Linked DNA regions of Homo sapiens: region 2 is linked to region 1. A link is a contact called in ENCODE Hi-C or POLR2A ChIA-PET data. All regions are on one chromosome and are shown on one strand. Each heading gives the region's core, a stretch centred on a gene start or an enhancer-like site at or near the end of the contact. The rest is flanking DNA. Distances are from core to core; before and after follow the strand shown.

The links. A loop is a pair of places that touch in the nucleus more often than their neighbours do. ChIA-PET counts read pairs that join two places held with the same protein, here RNA polymerase II (POLR2A).
Region 2: a loop to region 1 is called in a map of HCT116, with 4 times the contacts of the local background. The contact joins two enhancer-like sites. A Hi-C loop is called at or near these places in 1 of 168 maps with a recorded cell type or tissue (HCT116). POLR2A ChIA-PET finds 5 or more read pairs at or near these places in 1 of 52 experiments (OCI-LY7).

What each region holds. Positions count from the first base shown.
Region 1 is chr7:98,351,999-98,358,241 of GRCh38, forward strand. BAIAP2L1 (BAR/IMD domain containing adaptor protein 2 like 1) reads right to left here. Exons shown (of 14, transcript NM_018842.5): 3 at 3,044-3,130. Among named protein-coding and RNA genes, the nearest start is that of BAIAP2L1, 46 kb to the right of the region's middle. Within about 2 kb of position 2,638, at least 16 of the 41 ENCODE cell types and tissues checked have a DNase peak (open chromatin) inside an H3K27ac peak, as active enhancers do; they include HCT116, where a contact is called at or near this core.
Region 2 is chr7:98,819,969-98,826,211 of GRCh38, forward strand. No RefSeq gene overlaps it. Among named protein-coding and RNA genes, the nearest start is that of TMEM130, 47 kb to the right of the region's middle. RefSeq lists an enhancer at 6,174-6,243. Within about 2 kb of position 2,788, at least 4 of the 41 ENCODE cell types and tissues checked have a DNase peak (open chromatin) inside an H3K27ac peak, as active enhancers do; they include HCT116, where a contact is called at or near this core.

The sequences.
Region 1 (6,243 bases), core at 1,388-3,887:
TTGTGAATACCAAATACCAAAACGGAGTAACTAGACAATAAAATCTTCTTGGAAGATGAGAAAAATACAATCTATCTTTGGTCTTTTTTTTTTTCTATGAATTGTCCATGACTCTTCCATACAGGGAATTTAAACAGATACGGGGTGCCTTTTTAGTCTGAACTGTATCAATAAAAGAAAAATGGAGCCAGTCAAGGAAGTAACTCCTCCTGAGATAGCATTGTACCATGGAATTGTTCGAAACGAGAAGAAAAACCAGTAACTACATGAGATAGCAAGTATTAAGCAAAAGGACAGCTTGAAACTAAATAAAACAGAAAGTTATTTCTGTTCCCTCTGAATAAAATACATACGCACAAGTGGCTGGGCACGGTGGCACACACCTGTAATCCTAGCATTTTGAGAGGCGTAGGCGGGTGGGTCACCCGAGGTCAGGAGTTTGAGACCAGCCTGGCCAAGATGGTGAAACCATGTGTCTACTAAAAATATGAAAATTAGCCGGGTATGGTGGTGGGCACCTGTAATCCCAGTTGCTCAGAAGGCTGAGGCATGAGAATTGCTTGAACCCTGGAGGCAGAGGCTGCAGGGAGCCAAGATCACGCCACTGCACTCCAGCCTAGGTGATGGAGTGAGGTTCCGTCTCAAAAAAACAAAAACAAAAAATACCCCATAGATATATACATGCACATGAAAGAAATTTCACCATCACAAAATACTTTCCTCACTGAAATGAAAGTTCTAAGCCTGTGTTGTTTATACCAACATCGTTGCTGTGGAAATAGCTGTTTCAACATTAGGAACTCACGACTGACTCAAGTAAGGTGTGGAGCAGAAGTCTTATTTAAACAGTGGCAGGACCCATAAAACATTAAAAAGGCAAACTGGGTGTGGTGAGTCAGAGCACCATATGTTTTAATGTAAGGGTCACACATGTTTTCTTTCTGATGCATGACACCAATAGGATGTTTCTTTTTATTCATGCTATTTTTGGAACCCTATAATCATCTCAACGACTCCCCCAAATATCCTAGGTTTTGCTGTCTGCTTCTGTCTACATCCGGCAGCCTCCGTATTTTATTAAATTCATTGTGCTTAGAACAGAGTTACTACAGTTCAGTCCTCGCTGGCACATGCAGGATTATGGCACCAACCAGGGCACAAGCAGGATTTTGGAAAACTTCTGCATGTAACTGAGTCTATTAAATATAGCAGTACTGGGCTGGGTGAGGCCAGTCATCCTAGCACTTTGAGAGGCCAAGGCAGGGGGAATCCTAGAGGCCAAGAGTTCAAGACCAACCTGGCCAACACAGAGAGACCCCCTAAAATATATATAAATATATAAATATATTTATATATTTATATATATACACATATATTTATATTATGTATATTATAAATATACATAATATATATATTATAAATATATTTATATTATATATAAATATATATACATACATATTTATATTATAAATATACATATTTACATTATAAATACACATATATTTATATTATAAATACACATATATTTATAAATATACATATATTTATATTATAAATATATGTATATTAATATTATAAATACATATATATTTATATATGTATATTATATGTATATTTATAATATACATATATTTATATATGTATATTATATATATTTTTATATATATAAATAATATTATGGCTGGGCGCGGTGGCTCACACCTGTAATCTCAGTACTTTGGTAGGCTGAGGCAGGAGGATCACCTGAGGTCAGGAGTTCGAGATCAGCCTGGCCAACATGGCGAAACCCCGTCTCTACTAAAAATACAAAAAAATTAGCCAGGCGTGGTGGCGGGCATCTGTAGTCTCAGCTACTTAGGAGGCTGAGGCAGGAGAATTGCTTGAACCTGGGCAGCAGAGGTTGCAGTGAGCCGAGATCGTGCCACTGCACTCCAGCCTGGGTGACAGAGCAAGACTCTGTCTCAATAAAATAAAATAAAATAAAATAAAATAAAATAAAATAAAATAAAAAATTAAAAAATACATAGATCGCTTTCTCGCAGTACTGACTTATTCACTAACAAGGCATCACTTCCAGCATATGGTCTACCGTGTGCCTATGGCTTTATACGGAGACTGTGAGGACCCAGATCGCCTCTGCACCCAACAGCCCAGCTCCTCAACTCCACTGTCAGGCCTCTCATTTGTCCCTGTCTTTTATGGGTCAGTTAAGAGCTTCCCAAACAATCCTAAAAACCCTCAGGCCAACCCCATCGAGAAACCATGTGACTTGCCCGCACCTTCCCTTGGTGATGCCCCCACTCCTCTGCTTCCCCTTCCTACTTCTTAACTGGACATGGATGCACTTTTCTTTAAATACGCACACACTTTACCATGATTTTCCTCCGGTTAAGCCAGAAATTTTACCCTTTGTACAATAAAACATATTCAACAAGTTTTTTAAATGAGAGTGCTGTGTGGGGCCGTTTTAAAAGCCCACCTTTCCCTAACCCCCGACAGTGAAGTGTTCTATAAACAGAAGCCCAGATCCCCTCGGCAGCGGGCACTGCCCAGGGTGTAACCGCCCTCTCTGCCTGCACAGGAGAGCGATTCATACCAGCAGAACCGGAAAAATCACAGCTGAAAGCAACCAGGGAAGAGGCAAGGGCCAAGAGAGCAATGTAAAGGAGTCGGATTTTCTACTAGGTGAGTCACAGGAAACACTCTGGCCACAGCCCGAGGCCCCAGGAGGCCCGGCTCGCCCATCAGGAATGTAGGTCAAACTCCCAGCGGGAAGGGTGAGAGCCCAGGCACCCAGGGCAAAAGCTCAAGTTCCTAGGAGAACAGGGAGGCTGGCCAGAAAACAAGGCCTCCACTCGCCCTCCGGCACCAGTCCCAGCCCACCCTACGACTAAGCATCAATTTCCACAGACCGCGGTGAAGTAGAACCACAGCATGCTGGCCCAGATCTCTCCTCTGTTCTGGACTGGGCCATCCCACGCGTTTCTCTTGGGGTTCACAGGATGACAAGTGGGGTTTATGTATAAAGGGACAGATCGCTCACCCAGTTCAGTTGACACGGGGGACCCAGTGGCAATCTCACCGATCTTGGCCACTCCATCGTAGTAGGCTTTTCCTGCCAGGATCATAGCTAGACACAAAAGGTGACACACAAAATCGTCACTTAGACAAGGAAAGGAGGAAGCAACACAAGTTTTCTTCCAAACACCCCCTGGTCCCTTCTGGCTGCAGGAAGGTTTGGGCTGTGGCAGGTGTGGCTCTCAGGAGGTAAGACCTGTGTTGAGAGTGGTGCCGGGGTGGAGGCCCTCCAGCCAAGGGACAGCCCCATGAGATCCTCGTCTCTGACCAGCCCCGGGGAACCTTCAGCAGCAGGTGCTGAAAGTCCAGAGAAGGCTCAGCTTGCTCCTGATGCCAGTTTCAGAGTGGATGCGTTCCTAACGTTGAACTAGGGCTTTGCCTGGGCACGGTGGCTCACACCTGTAATCCCAGCCCTTTGGGAGGCTGAGGTGGGAGGAGTTTGAGACCAGCCTGGGCAACATGGTAAAACCCCGCCTCTACAAAAAAAAAAAAAAATACATAAATTAGCCAGGCATGGTGGAGTGTGCCTGCAGTCCCAGCTACTTGGGAGGCTGAGGTGAGAGGATCGCTTGAGCCCAGGAGGCGGAGGTTGCAAGTGAGCCGAGATCATGACACTGCATTCTACTCTGGGTGACACAGCCAGATATTGTCTCAAAAATAAATATAAAAAAAGAAGATACATCCTCTCCAGCCAGAAATCTTTTCTGAGCTAGTTCTTCTCCAGCACTCCAGGTCTGCAACATTCTTAGTTAGGAGTTGTGTGAGGTGGACTAGGAGCCTGGTCCTTTGATGGCAGTGCTTAATTTTTCTATTGAAAAAGGCATTTTGAGCCACAACCAACCAACCTATTTGTTGCCAGGAGAGAATATATGAAATTTGAAATATATTATCATTCCAAAAAGCAACACAATTGTCTGAAAAAATAACTGAATGCTCTACTTTTTCTTTTTTGGCAAAGACAAGAAAACTTTTATTGCTACAAGGTGGGTTCTAATTATCTTAAAAATAGTACTGCCCCCTTCGAACTGATTCTGAAGACTAAATTATAACTATGTAACCTCCAGGGGCAAATTACTTACCCTTTCTGAAACAAAGGTTGCTCATCCTTAAAATGCCCTAAGAATGTGAGTGACAGATGAACAAATGGAAGCTGCTAATACACTTTTTTCACTTTACAATCTAGGTTTGAGGGTATTGAAGATGTATGATAGAGACCCAGCCTGGTTAGTGTAATTTTGGAGAAAAGCATTTATTTGGAATTTTACTCTAAGATTGGTTTCAGACATAGAAATCAGTTTCTCCTGGAGCTTTGGAGACCACACAGTTTTGGAGCTAAAAGAGCCCTCGGGAATCCCAGAGGCTATACCAGCTGCAATGCCGCAATGTATAATGGGCAATTGTTTTAACAAGGTGGATTTTATTTTATTTTATTTTTTTAGAGGCAGAGTCTTGTTCTTTCACCCAGGCTGGAGTGCAGTGGCAAGATCATGGCTCACTGCAGCCTTGACCTCCTGGGCTCAAAGGATCCTTCTGCCTCAGCCTCCCAAGTAGCTGGGACTACAGGCACGTGCCACCATTCCTGGCTAATTAAAAAAAAAAAAAAAAAAAAAATTGAAGGGGCTGGGTGCAGTGGCTTACACCTGTACTCCTAGCATTTTGCGAGGCTGAGGTAGGAGGATCACTTGAGCCCAAGAGTTTGAGACCAGCCTGGGCAACATAAGGAGACCCCCCCATATCTCTACTGAAAACAAACAAAAAAAACTAGCCAGGCATGGTGGTGGTGGCACACGCCTATAGTAGTCCCAGCTACTCAGGAAGCTAAGGTGGGAGAATTGCGTGAGCCCAGAAGGTCAAGACTGCAGTGAACCACAACTGTACCACTGTACTCCAGCGTGGGCAAGAGTGAGGCCCCTGTCTCAAAAAAAAAAAAAAAAAAAAAAAAAAATATATATATATATATATATATATATATATTTTTTTTTTTTTTTTTTTAAGAGTAGGGGTCTCACTCTGTTGCCCAGGCTGGTCTTGAACTCCTGGGTTCAAGGGATCCTCTTGCCTGAGTCACCCAAAGTGTTTGGATTATAGTTGTGAGCCACAGAATTAATTCATGTGCAGGTCCAGCTGAAGGTATGAAAAGCCAAAACAGTAGTATATTTTTTCTGGCACATTAATCTACTTTAGGATTTATTGTAGAGTTAAAAATTTATAGCCAGGTGCTGTGGCTCACACCTGTGATCCCAGTACTTTGGGAGGCTGAGGCAGGAGGATCACGAGGTCAAGAGATTAAGACCGTCCTGGCCAACATGGTGAAATCCCGTCTCCACTAAAAATACAAAAATTAGCCGGGCATGGTGGCACATGCTTGTAATCCCAGCTATTCGGGAGGCTGAGGCAGGAGAATCGCTTGAACTCGGGAGGCAGAGGTTACAGTGAGCTGAGATTGCGCCACTGCACTCCAGCCTGGCGACAAAGTGAGACTCAGTCTCAAAAAAAAAAAAAAAAAGTACATATATATTTATATATATATAAAAGTTATGGTTTTTACCATATACATATCCAACTTTAGGAAATGCAATATTCTATCTACTGCACTATTATAAGACTCAGAACAACCTTAAAGTGTAAATGTAAAAAGAACAATAGCAATTAGCATTTATATACATACTTAGTTAATCTATCCAATTATGTTGAGACACAGTCCGTAATGTCATCAGCCCGTTGCGCTAAGGGCAGCGGAGTGGAGATATTCTGGGACATACCCAAGGTCAATGTTGAGTCAGCGGGAAGGCACACAGCTCTGGCTGGGCACTTCACTTCCTCAGCTCTAAATTATGGTGCTTTCTGATTCTTTGGTCTCGTCTAGAACTAAGAAAGAAGTGACTCCACCTAAAAACAAGGTGTGTAGCCAGGAAACTGTCAAGTTGTAAGATGGAACATCTTAGTATGAAGATGTTAAGTTGTAAAGTACTGATCATCTGAAAAGCAAATTAGTGCGGGAATGGAATGCAGGATTACACAATATTTAAGCAAAATGTTTGGTTTGCATCCACACATGAAATCACAATTTTTCATTAATTGTTGACTTACATTGAAAACCATGTAACCTTCTCGGTCTTGTAAAATATCTTTGCTATGATGATAAAGTTAAATTAACTTGAAAAT
Region 2 (6,243 bases), core at 1,538-4,037, 470 kb after region 1:
TGCTGTGCTGAAACTAGACGGTGAGCACAAGGGCAGAAACAACAGCAATCATTCAGGCAAGAGATGGTGATGACTCAGACCAGGTGAGAGCAGTAGAGGTGGAAAAAAATGAGTAGATTCTGGATAAATTGTGAAGGTTGGCTGGGCGTGGTGGCTCACGCCTGGAATCCCAGCACTTTGGGAGGCCAAGGCTGCCGGATCACCTGAGGTCAGGAGTTTGAGACCAGCCTGGCCAACATGATGAAACCCCATCTCTACTAAAAATACAAAAATTAGCCAGCCGTGGTGGTGGGCCTGTAATCCCAGCTACTCAGGAAGCTGAGGCAGGAGAATCACTTGAACCTGGGAGCCGGATGTTGCAGTGAGCTGAGATCGCGTCACTGCACTCCAGCATGGGTGACAGAGTGAGACTCCAGCTCAAAAAAGAAAAAACAAAAAAAAAGAAGATCTTTGAATCCTCCTATGGCCTGTGGGCTCCTGCTTTGAGATGTCTCACCTTTTTAGGTGAAACCAAGGTATAACTTCCATGTATTGATTGACAGCTTTGACTGTAACCTCCCTCTCCTTGCTTGGAGCCCCGCAATGAATGCCTTCACTTCTCCCACTGCAAACTGTGGTGTGGATGTTTAGCGTTACTGTGCTGGGTGAGAGGATCTCAATTTGGTTTGGTAACAAGACAAGCTCAGAGAAGGATGGTAGTGGGCAGTGGGTGGTGGTGATCACTGGATCTTCCACTTCCTCTTCCTATTTCCTGAAACGTCTCCCCATAGGCACCTGTGGACCCACTGGTCTTCCAGCTTTGTTCCCTCGCACCTCCTCATTCCAGCCTTCCCATCTCTGTTGATGGCAACTCCACTTTTCTGGTGTCTCAGGCCAAACCTCAGGGAGACCCTGGACCTCTCGACCTCTCGACCTCTCTCATGTTTTCTCAAACCTCACCTTCAATCTATTCACAAATCCTATTGGCAACCTTCACTTTTTTTTTTTTTTTTTTTTTGAGACAGAGTCTTGCTCTGTTGCCCAGGCTGAAGTGCAGTAGCGCAGTCTCGGCTCACTACAACCTCCACCTCCCGGGCTCAAGCAATTCTTGGGATTAAAAGGCATGTGCCACCACACCCGGCTAATTTTTGTATTTTTAGTAGAGACGGGGTTTTGCCATGTTGGCCAGGCTGGTCTTGAACTCCTGACCTCAGGTGATCTGCCCGCCTCAGCCTCCCACAGTGCTGGGATTACAGGCATGAGCTAACATGCCAGGCCAGGCATGGACTTTGAGGGTGGGTCGTGGAGGACCTGTCCTCCTGGCTACGGGCCCACTAGAAAGCCCTCCCTGAAGATGCGATAAAGCAGAGGCCCTATTAGGGGCCTGGTGGGCACCCTCCCCCTCCAAGCATGGAAATAAAGGAAAATCTTGAGTTCCTTCAAGGGAAAGTTCAGGCACCTAGCTAGTCCTGAGCAGTAAATGAGCAACTTGATAACCAAAAAGGTAATAGTAGCTTAAAGCAATAGCCAAGGAAATCACAAGATGTTTAGTTCCTGATGGGAACCAAAGATGTCCTTGAGTTTTTCAGAAACCTGGGCTCCTGCCAAATGGACCTGCTGCTGGCAGGTAGACCTCAGATAAGGGGGAACTGAGCACTGAACTCTGACAGTTCTTTGTTCTAAATTTCTTCCTGAGGGGCCTGGAGAAGGTCATACCCACAGACCAGAGCTAACATTCTTTTCTACTCTCCCCAATTTTCTTTTTTGTTGTTGTTGTTGAGATGGAGTCTCGCTCTGTCACCCAGGCTGGGGTGCAGTGGCGTGATCTCGGCTCACTGCAACCTCCACCTCTTGGGTTTGAGTGATTCTCCTGCCTCAGCCTCCTGAGTAGTTGGGATTATGGGTGCGTGCCACTACGCCCGGCTAATTTTTGTATTTTTAGTAGAGATGGGGTTTCGCTGCGTTGGCTAGGCTGGTCTTGAATTCCTGACCTCAAGTGATCTGCCCACCTCGGCCTCCCAAAGTGCTGGGATTATAGGCATGAGCCACCATGTCAGGCCCTGTCCACAATTTTTTAGACAAAGCCTTGCCTCCTTAACCAATCACAAATAGAAAATCTTTGAATCCTGCTGGGCAAGCTGGCTCACGCCTGTAATCCCAGCACTTTGGGAGGCTGAGGCAGGCAGAGCACCTGAGGTCAGGAGTTCGAGACCAGCCTGGCCAATGTGGCAAAACCCTGTCTCTACTAAAAACACAAAAATTAGCCGGGCGTGGTGGCACGTGCCTGTAATCCCAGCTACTCAGGAGGCTGAGGCAGGAGAATCACTTGAACCCGAGAGGCAGAGGTTGCAGTGAGCTGAGATCATGCCACTGCACTCCAGCCTGGGTGACAGAGCGAGACTCCGTCTAGAAAAAAAAAAAAAAATCCATGCCTGCCAGCACATTTCTCAAAGTAGAAAAAGGAAAAACCACCTTCGGGGAGGAGCTCAGAGCTGACTTCTCACTGCCAGCAGATGACACAGCCCTGGACTTGTCTCCTAAAAGGCACAATGACACCTGGCCCCACTGCCTTCTCCTTGACGGGGCCCTGACTGTGGCATGGCACCTCTCAGCCCTCAGCCTGCTCAGTCATTCTGCACAAAGTTTACTTCTCCCAGTAAAGCCAGAATTCCTCTCACTTCAGAAATAAAATGTATACATCTGCTGGTGGCCTCACATCCCTTCTCTGCGTTCTCAGCATGAGGCTCAGGCTTTTTATAATTCATCAAAAAGGCCACACGTAATGAGCTCAGTTCTTACTCTGCAACTGGGACGTCAGCTCACCTTTTAAGAACCCCGCACCCAGCCAAGGCCCCTTAGATCTTGTCCTAAAGCTGGGGATGAGTCACCTGTGAATCAGGCAGCAGGCTGAGCCAGCACTGCTCTCCAGGGGCCGCCTTCCCTTCCAAAGGACTAGCCTGTGTAAGGGGCCAGGCTGGGGGCTTCCCTACCTTCCTTCATTCGTTCATTGAACAAGAGTTTATTGGCCGGGTGTGGTGTCTCATGCCTGTAATCCCAGCACTTTGGGAGGCCGAGGCGGGCAGATCACCTGAGGTCAGGAGTTCAAGACCAGCCTGGCCAACATCACAAAAATATGTCTCTACTAAAAATACAAAAATAAGCCAGGTGTGGTGGTGGGCGGCTGTAATCCCAGCTAGTCAAGAGGCTGAGGCACAAGAATCGCTTGAACCCGGGAGGCAGAGATTGCAGTGAACCGAGATTGCACCACTGCACTCCTGCCTGTGCGACGGAATGAGGCTCCGTTAAAAAAAAAAAGAGTGCATTGAGTGCCTGCTGTATGGCAGGCCCTGGACTGGAACCTTTCCTAGATGCTCTTTTGCATAATCCCCCTCCTGACAATACTAGAAGGAAGGTGCTCACATGCCCATTTTGCAGATGTGGACACTGAGGTGCTGAGAGGTTTTAGTATCTTGTTTGAGGTCCCTTGACTTGTGTGTAGTAAAGAATTAACCTTATCCTAGGCCAGGTGCAGTGGCTTACGCCTGGAATCCCAGCATTTTGGGAGGCCAAGGTGGGAGGATTACTTGAGGCCAGGAGTTTGAGACCAGCCTAGGCAACATAGCAAGATATCATCACTACAAAAAAAATTTAAAAATCAGTCAGACATGGTGGTGGACCTGTAGTCCCAGCTACCCAGGAGGCTGAGGCAGGAGGATTGCTTGAGCCCAGGAGTTGGAGGCTGCAGTGAGCTCTGATCACACCACTGTACTCCAGCCTGGGTGACAGAGTGAGACTCCATCTCAAAAAATAAACAATTAATTTAAAAATAAAAATAAAAGATGGCCAGGCACGGTGGCTCACGCCTGTAATCCCAGCACTTTGGGAGGCCGAGGCAGGTGGATCACTTGAGGCCAGGAGTTCGAGACCAACCTGGTCAACAGGGTGAAACCCTGTCTGTACTAAAAATACAAAGATTAGCCGGGCGTGGTCACGGGTGCCTGTAATCCCAGCTACTCAGGAGACTGAGGTGGGAGGATTGCTTAAGCCTGGGAGGTGGAGGCTGCAGTGAGCCAAGATTGCACCACTGCACTCCAACCTGGGTGACAGAGCGAGACTCTGTGTCAAAAATTAATTAATTAATTAAAATAAAAAATAAAAATAAAAAAAGAATTAACTTTATCCAAAGAGTGGTATGGCTTTTACCACCAGCTCCCGGGAGGTGAGCTCTAAGCCCTTAGAACATCCTGTCTGGTAAGAATGTCTTCGTTTACCTGGGGGCCTGGGGCTATGCAATCTAACAACGTACATGACTTATGGTGGAGGCTTTGGGCTACACAGCATCAGCTTGACCTCCAGAGGGGATGGGGATTGTCAGCCACATCAGGCATCAGCCATGTCTATATGACCAAGCCCCAGTAAAAACTGGACACCAAGGCTCAGGTGAGCTGCCCTGGTTAGCAATACTCCATGCACGTCGTCACGCATCATTGTTGGGAATGCTAGCCATGACTCCAAAGGACGGGACAACTGGAAACTCCATGTGCTGAATCCTCCTGGACTCTGCCCCCTGCATCCTTTCCCTGCGCTGATTTTTTTTTTTTTTTTTTTTGAGACAGAGTCTCACTCTGTCGCCCAGGCTGGAGAGCAATGGCGTGATCTCGGCTCACTGCAAGCTCCACCTCCCGGGTTCATGCCTTTCTCCTGCCTCAGCCTCCCGAGTAGCTGGGACTACAGGTGCCCGCCACCATGCCCGGCTAATTTTGTTTTTTTGTATTTTTAGTAGAGACGGGGTTTCACCATGTTAGCCTGGATGGTCTCGATCTCCTGACCTGGTGATCCACCCGCCTCGGCCTCCCAGAATGCTGGGATCACAGGCGTGAGCCACCGTGCCTGGCCTATTTTTAAATTTATTTTATTTTATTTTATTTTTTGAGATGGAGACTCGCTTTGATGTCCAGGCTGGAGTGCAATCTTGGTGTAATCTCGGCTCACTGCAACCTCCGCCTCCCAGGTTCCAGAGATTCTCCTGCCTCAGCCTCCCGAGTAGCTGGGACTACAAGCATGTGCCACCACCATGCCTGGCTGTCTCTTCTAGCTTCTAGTGACTGCTGGCAAATCCTTGTGTTCTTTGGCTTGTTGACCCATTGCTCCAATCCCTGTCTGTCTTGTCATATGGCTTTGTTCTCTGTGCATGTCAGTGTTCTAAGCTCTTCTTCTAAGGACACCTGTCATTGGTCTTAGAGTCTTCCCTAAATCCAAGATAATTTCACCTTGAGATTCTTAACTAATTATACCTGCACAGACCGTTGTATAGTTTGGATGTTTGTCACCTCCAAATCTCATGTTGAAACATGATTCCCCATGTTGAAGGTGGGGCCTGGTGGGAGGTGTTTGGGTCGTGGGAGTGGGTTCCTCATGAATGGCTTGGTGCCCACCCTATGGTCATGAGTGAATTCTTGCTCTATTAATTACTGTGAGATCTGATTGGTAAAAAGAGCCTGGCACCTCCTCCTCACTCTCTTGTTCCCTCTCTCGCCATGTGACCTGGCTGCTCCCACTTTGCCTTCTGCCATGATTGGAGGCTTCCTGAGGTTCTTACAAGAAGCAGACACCAGTGCTGTGCTTGCACAACCCACAGAGCCGTGAGCCAAATAAACCTCTTTTCTTCATAAATGACCCAACCTCAAGTATTCCCATATAGCAAAACAAAATGGACTAATACAGGCCAGGCGTGGTGGCTCATGCCTGTAATCCCAGCACTTTGGGAGGCCGAGGTGGGTGGATCACGAGGTCAGGAGTTCAAGACCAGCCTGGCCAAGATGGTGAACTCCTGTCTCTACTAAAAATACAAAAAACTAGCCGGGTGTGGTGGGGGTGCCTGTAGTCCCAGCTACTTGGGAGGCTGAGGCAGGGAATCCCTTGAACCCAGGAGGCAGGGCTTGCAGTGAGCCGAGTTGGCGCCATCGCACTCCAGCCTGGGTGACAGAGCAAGATTCCATCTCAAAAAAAAAAAAAAAAAAAAAAAAAAAAGTAGGGGGAAGAATGGATTAATACAACCCTGTTTCCAAATAGTTACATTCTGAGATCTGGGTGGACATAAACTTTTGAGAAGGACATTATTTAATTCACTATATAGGTGATTCCCCAAATAAAATCTCTCTTGACTTCTGATTCCAAAGGACCTGAACTAACACAACCCAGTGGGCCAGGTTCCATCCTAGGCACTGGAGCTACAAAGGTGGAGCACCCAGTCATGGCCCCTGC